Regions from separate parts of the Homo sapiens genome. Here all the other regions are linked to region 1. A link is a contact called in ENCODE Hi-C or POLR2A ChIA-PET data. All regions are on one chromosome and are shown on one strand. The core of a region is the stretch at or near the end of the contact, and the rest is flanking DNA. Distances in the headings are between cores, read along the strand shown. Region 1 has its middle 11 kb from the start of SHOC1. Region 2 overlaps LINC02977 (long intergenic non-protein coding RNA 2977). Region 3 has its middle 33 kb from the start of MIR4668.

Region 1 (2,905 bases), core at 153-2,652:
ATTCTATCCTAAAATATTTTCTAACACTCTTATTTTGAACCTTCTACTTTTAAATTTTTCTGTATTCCCTATGACTCCACTACCTCTTTCCTAGACTACTGTAATTTTCTCCTAGCTGTTCTCCCAGCCTCTAATCTAGTGTACATAGTGCTGTAGAATAAAATTATATTCACTACTCTAATTAAAGTCCTTCAGTAGTTAACCAATAATAACTTTGATATGTCAAGCATCTCCTATTTTCAAGGTACTAAGCTTGGTACTTAGGTTAGTATTAGTCTCTCTATTATATGAAAGAGGAAACTGAGGTTTAAAGAGGTCAAGTGGCTTGCTCAAAACTGCATAGCTAGGAAGTGAGGGGCCAACCCAAGTCTAATGCCAAAGTTTGCACATTTCATACAACTCTATTTCCTAAGGAATGAATTCTAAACTCCTTAGCGTGGTCTTCAGGACTCTTTGTGATTTGGTTCCAAGCTTTTTCTGGCTACTGCTGACCTTCGTCCACCCCACACTATTGTTAAATTACTGTTGTTTTCCCTATACTATCTTTGCTTTCATTTCTCCTGTTTGCCCCTTCTCATATTGTATTGTCTTAGTCCATTTTCTATTGCTTATAACCAAATACCTGAAAATGAGTTATTTATAAGAAAAGGAACTTATTTTTTAGTTATGGAGGTTGAGCAGTCCAAATCAAGGGGTCGCATTTGGTGAGAGTCTTCTTGCTGGTGGGAACTCTGCAAAGTCCCCAGGTGGTACAGGTTATCACATGGCCAGGGGGATTAGCATGGTAGATCAGGTCTCTCTTCTTCTTAAGAAGCTACCAATCCCACTCCCATGATAACCTATTAATTCATGAATGGGTTAATCCATTCATGAAGGCAGAGCCCGCATGATCCAATCACCTCCTACAGGCCCCTTCTCTCAATACTGCCACACTGGGGATTAAATTTCAACATCAGTTTTGGAATGAACAAATATTCAAACCATAGCATATACCCTCTATCTACATTATCTTTCTCACACATCCCCATAGGTCCAAGCACTTACCCATCTTTCAAAGCCCAATTCAAGCTTCCCAGCTAAATTCCCTGATCTTCTCTGATCGGTTCTTTTGTTTTTACTGGTAGAGCTTTTCTCACTTTCAAATTTTGTTATCATTAATTGTATGTATGCTCTTTTGTCCTTCTTCTACTCAGGCCTCCTTTAGAGCAGGGAATTTGTTATGTGATGTAACATTTTTGTGTAGCATTTTACAAACACTCTTTCACGTGTGTTAAGAACGTGGCAAAGAGTCGGAGCTCAGTAAATGTTTATTTGGTTCTAATCTTCATAGCAACTCTCCAAGGTATTATTATGCTTTACTAATAGTAAGGAAACTAAAGCTCAGAGATGTTAAGTGACCTGCCCAAGGGCATAAATGTTCCAGGATGACACAAGCTCCAACTGGAAAGTTCTGTCTCCAGTTGAAAGTTATTTCTACTACCTTACCTATGGCATCAGAGTTTTGTTTCCCCATGTATATCCTATCTCGATACCGTGGTAAATGTATGAGTAAATGTCTGTTAAGATTCTTTCATGAGAATCATGAGAGATTTATTGGTCACCAAAAAGAAAAGTATTTGAGGATATGACTCATTCTCACACGTAGTATTTATTATTCACTTACACAGAAGGAAAACAACCCTCCCATTCTGATAAAATATCTTAGGCAACATTATGTTGAGGTCTGTATTCTCCACGTAAGAACACCAGTGTTTACACACCTTTAACAAACAAGCTCTTATATTTCATTTAAAATCAGTAGCTAGTAAGAAACTTGAGGAAATAATTTTTTCATCTTTTTTCATTTTTACGTAGCCAAATTATCATTCTCTTTCTTATAGTTTCTGCCTTTAGGGCCATATTTAGAAACTTTTCCAGCAGTGGTGTGAGTTGCCAGCAACTCAATCACTTTGCAAGTGTACAGCTGCCTCCCTGTCTCTGCTAATAGAATCTTCAGCTATACAGACAACTCTATGATGAGCAGAGGGCCTCTAATAATCTCTAGTCCTAGTTGTATTGTATAAAATCCTTGTCCTTGGAGAGGGCTGAGCATTCTGTAGGTCCATGCCAATGGGAAGAACCTCTTACCAAAGACTTACAATAATGTGGATATCAAGGAAGCATAAAAAGCCAACGGTAGAGTGAAGAGCCAATGTGGATAAGTTTGAGGGGTTTAAAATGTCATCAAATCCAAAAGGCAGGCTAGAAATAGATTTCCAAACACTGGATATGCAGACCTAGTGATCACCAAAGTGTGATTACTTAAAACTATGCCCTTGCCAGGTGCAGTGGCTTATGCCTATAATCCCAGCACTTTGGGAGGCCGAAGTGGGTGGATCACTTGAGTCCAGGAGTTCGAGACCAGCCTGGGCAACATGGTGGAATCCTGTCTCTACAAAAAATACAAAAATTAGCTGGGCATGGTGGCGCATGCCTGTAGTCCCAGCTACTCAGGAGGCTGAGATGGGAGGATCGCCTGAGCACAGGAGGCAGAGATTGCAATGAGTCAATGTCGTACCACTGCACTCCAGCCTAGGTAACAGAGCAAGATCCTGTCTCAAAAATAAAATAAAATTATACCCTCAAATTCTTTGACATTCCTCTGATTTAGGGGTAGATCTGTCCCTTCCTCTTGCATCTAGGTAGGCTTAGTAATGCATCAACCAACAGAGTATGGTGGGAAATGAGGCTGTGGATATTCAAGGCTGGGTCAATGCAGTTTCTGATTCATTCACTCACTCTTAAAGCCTTGAGCCATACAAGAAGCCTGACTAGCCTGAAACTAACAAGCTGTAAGAAGCCAAGTTATATGGGGCTCTGGTTCTTAGCCCTCATCTTCAAGTCATTCCAGCCAAAGTGTCAGACG
Region 2 (2,500 bases), core at 1-2,500, 230 kb after region 1:
ACCATTGCACTCCAACCTGGGCAACAGAGCAAGACTCGGTCTCAAAAAAAAAAGAAAAGGTTGAAGATGTTGTGATAACTAGTATATAAAAAAAAATCTCACCTGCCATTTTGATAGTGAAAATTTTGGTCAGCTGTCTGATGCCCACCCAGCTTTCTACTCCAGTGTTCTCATGTTCCTCATTTGTTGCTTCACTTTCTCTGGTACAAAAACAAAAACAAAAATACAGGTGTGACAGCAGAAGCCCAGACAGCAAAAGCAAGAAAAGACAAATGGGATTATATCAAACTAAAAGTTTCTGCAGAGCAAAGGAAACAATCAACAAAATAAAAAAGCAATCTATAGAATGGGAAAAAATATTTTTAAACCATATATCAATAAAAAGTTAATATCCAAAATATTATATGTAAGGAACTAATACCACTCAACAGCAAAAAAAAAAGCAAGTTACCTGATTTTTTAAAAATGGGCAAAGAACCTGAATAGATTTTTTTCAAAGAAGATATATAAGTGACCAACAGGTATATGAAAAGGTGTATGACATCACTAATCATCAGGGAAATGCAAATCAAAACCACAATGAGCTTTCACTTCACATCCGTTAGAATGGCTATTAACAAAAAGTCAAAAGATAACAAGTGTTGATGAAGATATGGAGAAATGAAACCCTTGCACACTGTTGGTGGGAATGTAAGTGGGTACAGCCACTACGAAAAACAGTATGGTAGTTCCTCAAAAAATTAAAAATAGAACTACGGTATGATCCAGCAACCCCACTTCTGGGTATATACCCAAAAGAAATAAAATCAGTATGTGGAAGAGGTTATCTGCACTCCCATATGTATTACACAGTCGTTCACAATAGCCAAGACACGGTATCAACCTGAGTGCCTGTAGACAAATGAATGGATAAAGAAAATATTCATACACACACATGAATATCATTCAGCCAAAAATGAAGGCGGCTAGGCATGGTGGTGCATGCGTGCAGACCCAGCCCCAGCTAGTTGGTAGGCTGAGGCAGGAGGATTGCTTGAGCCCAGGAGTTCAAGACCAGCCTTATCTCAAAAACAAACACAAAACAAAGCAAAAACAGAAAGAAGGGGAAGAAGGGGAAGAAGAAGGGGAAGGAGAAGGAGAAGGAGGAGGAAGAAGGAAGAAGAGGCAGAGGAGGAAATCCCTGTCATTTGCAACAACATGCATGAACCTAGAGGACATAATGCTAAGTGAAATAAGCCAGACACAGAAAGGCAAAGGCAAACACTGCATGATCTCACTTGCAGGTGGAACCGAAACAGAAGAACTCATAGAAACAGAGAGCAAAAGGGTGGTTACCAAAGTTAGGGGTTGGGGAGGAATGGCGAATGTTGGTCAAAGAGTACAAACTTTCAGTTACAAGATGAATAAGTTTTGGAGATCTAATGTATAGCATGGTGACTAGAGTTAATAATGTATACCTGAAATGGGCTATAGGAGTAAATCTAAGTGTTCTCACCACACACAAAAAAGGTGAGGTGATGGATGTGTTAATTAGCTTGATTGAGGTAATCATGTCACAGTGTATAGGTGTATCATATCATCACATTGTATGCCTTAAATACATAAAACTTTTATTTGCCAATTATACTCCAATAATGCAGGACAAAGTATACAGGTCTGACATCCAGAGAAAAATATCAGCAGACTTAAAATATCTGATCATTTTCCCCCGGAGGAGGATTGTACAGTTTTTTTAATTGATGAGTAACAATTTTATGTAGTAAGCCTATTCACTCTCTGTTAACCACATTTATTGCAAACAAGTTTTTCCCAAATGTTTAGACATTTATTCCTACTTATTCTCACACTTCCCTGATAATTCACTGAAATTGCGATCAAGGCTTTATTCTCAGCAGGAAGTACTTGTACTTCTCTAAGTGACAGACAGGCTTAAAGAGTGGGCTCAAGGGTGGACCAAGGGCAACTGCAGATAGGCCAATTAGACAAAAACATTCAGGAAACTGGTAGTTAAAATAAATAAATTAAGCCTGTGGTGATTCAGCAAGCTTATTTCTGGAAATAGTTTTTTTTTAATCTACATACTTTGGTTTTAGAGTATGTGGCATAAATATTGAATGTGGAGCATTTCCAAAATACAATATAACTCAGACTAACTTAAATAATGATTCCTTTTACTGTGCATCAAACCTCACTTTTTTGTGTTATGGATGACTAAAAAACAAGTTTTCTTTCTTTATAAGCATTAGTTTTATTAAAGCAGTTGTAAATGGTTCTATAACCACCCTTGCAATGGGGCTCCTGAGGGACTTCCTTGAAATTAGATTGGAAATTCACTGAGATCAGAGGACATTGGAGCTTTCCAGTTGGAAAACACTTGAAAGTTCAGTCTGGCTGGGCATCCTCTCTTTTGGACCCAATCTCCGGTTCTCATTTCACTTGGAAAGTACCTGCTTAAAAGTTTACTTTCTTGTTGCTCAATTTAGACCATTTATTTTCCTTT
Region 3 (2,905 bases), core at 148-2,647, 160 kb after region 1:
TTGCACTATTGCACTCCAGCCTGGGCGACAGTGCGAGACTCCATCTCAAAAAAAAAAACAAAAACAAAAACAAAAAAACCAAATAAACAAAAAACAGAAGGAAGGCAGTCCTGTTGACTCCTTGATTTTAACCTAGTGAGGCCCATTTTAGACTTCTGACCTCCAGAATTGTAGATCACACATTTGTATTGTTAAGCTACCAAGTTTGTGGTGATTTGATACAGCAGCAGTAGAAAACTCATACACAAACCCATTCCTGATCTCCTTCTCCCTTGCTGTCTTCCACTCTAGAAGCTGGAGAACCTAATGCTTGCTGTGTCAGCAGGTCTGTGCTTTCCGAGTCCACATGATGGTCACCCAGATACCACTTTCACCAACATATGGTGTGCTGGAGATCCAGAGGACCTTGACTATGGAAGAAAGTGCTTTGGCTGTCAAGACACACCCAGTGGCAGAGGAGAAGATAATGCTTCTCCTCTATAGTGTTGTGCTCAGCTGCAGCCACATCTAGTGTGGGAAATTTCTGCCACACAGCTCTATCTGTAGGTGACACATGGACACAGCCTCTTCCCAAGGTGTCTTCGTATAGGGCTAGAGTGCTACATGCGGAGATATTTCTAAACATAGTCACACATTTTACCTGTAACTCCCTTTCCCTACCATCTCAGTGTCCTAGCCCCTGAGAGCAGAAGTCCCATCGTATCCCAATTCTAAGATCCACCACGTTTTCTAGCTCAAAATTAGTGTTTCTGCTGGGTGCGGTGGCTCACGCCTGTAATCCCAGCACTTTGGGAGGCTGAGGCGGGTGGATCACCTGAGGTCAGGAATTCGAGACCAGCCTGACTAACATGGTGAAACCCCATCTCTACCAAAATTACAAAATTAGCAGGGCGTGGTGGCACATGCCTGCAATCCCAGCTACTTGGGTAACTGAGGCAGGAGAATTGCTTGAACTTGGGAGGTGGAGGTTGCAGTGAGCCGAGATTGTGCCATTGCACTCCAACTTGGGCAGCAAGAGTGAAACTCCCTCTCAAAAATAAATAAATAAATAAAAATACATTAGTGTTGTTTTCAGAGGAAAAAAACCCACCTTATTACAGCAAAAGTGCATTTTTGTTTCCTAATCCCCATAAAGAAATTAACCCCTCAGTACCTCAAGCCATAGTTTCTTTCTCTTATGATTCTTATGCATTTAACTTCCTTTTTTGATCAGTATTGCTTCTCTACCTTTCCTCTCACAACCACCATAAAGCTGTCGGCAAAGCAAAGCGAGGAGTTTGCCACAGGCTCTGGTTTTATGTGTATGAAAATTTCAGTGGAGTGTGGACTGTTTATGTACTTCCATATCATTCTTTACTTCCCTCCAGCTAGGAGTGTAGTGGCGTGATCTCGGCTCACCACAACCTCTGCCTTGCAGGTTCAATCTATTCTCCTGCCCCAGCCTCCCGAGTAGCTGGGATTAGAGGCATGCACCATCATGCCCGGCTACTTTTTGTATTTTTAGCAGAGACGGAGTTTCACTATGTTGGCGAGGCTGGTCTCGAACTCCTGACCTCATGATCCGCCCACCTCGGCCTCCCAAAGTGCTGGGATTACAGGCATGAGCCACCGCGCCTGGCCAAGACTGCATTTCTTGTCCACCAGGACAGTACTTGTGTTGTTCTTCCTTTTAGCCTTACTATATGCCCTCTGTATCTCTGGCCTAAGGTGATTGATTTCCATCCACCATAAATATTCCCTTGAAGGGTTCTGTTCTCTTCCATCTCTGTGTTCCATTCTTAAGTTTCATGCCTCAGAGTCTCAGCAACTGAGGTCACTCAGTTTCTTACTCATGCTCTGAACTTAGGTACACACTCTTTGTTACTCATTAATATGTTCTAGGTGCCATGGGGAAATCCAAGATGCTTCATGTGACAGGAATCCTGCCTTGTGGTTCACAGTCCAGTTGAGAGATGATTATTTAACCACTAGGAGAAAAAGAAGTAGTGCCTGCTCAAAGAAAGGGATTGATAAAATGCAATGGGTGGTCAGAGGGGGACAGAGGGCACTTCTAATTTAAAGACAGACCTCAAGGAGGAGGGACTTCTAAGCCAGACCCGGAGAAGTATAAACAACTTAAAGGTGGCCGGGCGTGGTGGCTCACGCTGTAATCCCAGCACTTTGGGAGGTGGAGGGGGGCGGATCACTTGAGGTCAGGAGTTTGAGACCATCCTGGCCAACAATGGTGAAACCCCGTCTCTACTAAAAATACAAAAATTAGCTGGGTGTGGTGGCACGTGCCTGTAATCCCAGCTACTCAGGAGGCTGAGGCAGGAGAATAGCTTGAACCAGGGAGTCAAAGGTTGAGGTGAGCCGAGATCGCGCCACTGCACTCCAGCCTGGTGACAGAACAAGACTCTGTCTCAAAAAAAAAAAAAAGAAAGAAAGAAAATTAGCCAGCATGGTTGTGCGCACCTGTAATCCCAGCTACTCAGTTGGTTGAGCCAGGAGAATTGCTTGAACCCGGGAGGCAGAGGTTGTAGTGAACCGAGATCGCACCACCGCACTCCCGCCTGGGTGACAGAGCGAGACTCGTCTCAAAACAACAAACAAAAAACTTAAAGATATGAAGAAAGGGGTGGGTGTCATTGCAGGCAGAGGAGACTGTCATGTGTATGAAACGTGCAGAGGTGTGATAAGGCTGGTGTGTCCATGGAGAAGAATGAAGTTCAGCTTGAACAGGCACAGGCTGGTGTGCAGGGGTGGTGGTGGCGGGAACACCTTGATCTTGGACTGCCAGACTGGGCGACATAGTGAGACCCCATCTCTACCAAAACATTTTTTAAACTGCCAGCAGCAGCTGGATGTGGTAGCTCAAGCCTGAAATCCCAGCACTTTGGGAGGCCGGGGTGGGTGGATCACTTGG

Evidence for each region. Hi-C counts contacts between places; a loop is a spot of excess contacts on that map. ChIA-PET counts read pairs that join two places held with the same protein, here RNA polymerase II (POLR2A). Pooled maps may share reads with other maps.
Region 2: a pooled map shows a loop between it and region 1 (2.4-fold over the local background). The contact joins two enhancer-like sites. A Hi-C loop is called at or near these places in 8 of 50 pooled maps. POLR2A ChIA-PET finds 5 or more read pairs at or near these places in 3 of 52 experiments (H1, PC-9 and WTC11).
Region 3: a pooled map shows a loop between it and region 1 (4-fold over the local background). The contact joins two enhancer-like sites. A Hi-C loop is called at or near these places in 3 of 50 pooled maps. POLR2A ChIA-PET finds 5 or more read pairs at or near these places in 3 of 52 experiments (AG04450, Panc1 and activated CD4-positive, alpha-beta T cell).

Annotation. Positions count from the first base shown.
Region 1 is chr9:111,804,474-111,807,378 of GRCh38, forward strand. No RefSeq gene overlaps it. Among named protein-coding and RNA genes, the nearest start is that of SHOC1, 11 kb to the left of the region's middle. Within about 2 kb of position 1,403, at least 5 of the 41 ENCODE cell types and tissues checked have a DNase peak (open chromatin) inside an H3K27ac peak, as active enhancers do; they include Panc1, where a contact is called at or near this core.
Region 2 is chr9:112,030,966-112,033,465 of GRCh38, forward strand. LINC02977 (long intergenic non-protein coding RNA 2977) reads right to left here. Exons shown (of 3, transcript NR_186812.1): 2 at 103-200. Among named protein-coding and RNA genes, the nearest start is that of LINC02977, 8.2 kb to the right of the region's middle. RefSeq lists enhancers at 1,101-1,190, 1,321-1,610. Within about 2 kb of position 1,251, at least 4 of the 41 ENCODE cell types and tissues checked have a DNase peak (open chromatin) inside an H3K27ac peak, as active enhancers do.
Region 3 is chr9:111,963,799-111,966,703 of GRCh38, forward strand. No RefSeq gene overlaps it. Among named protein-coding and RNA genes, the nearest start is that of MIR4668, 33 kb to the left of the region's middle. Within about 2 kb of position 1,398, at least 5 of the 41 ENCODE cell types and tissues checked have a DNase peak (open chromatin) inside an H3K27ac peak, as active enhancers do; they include Panc1, where a contact is called at or near this core.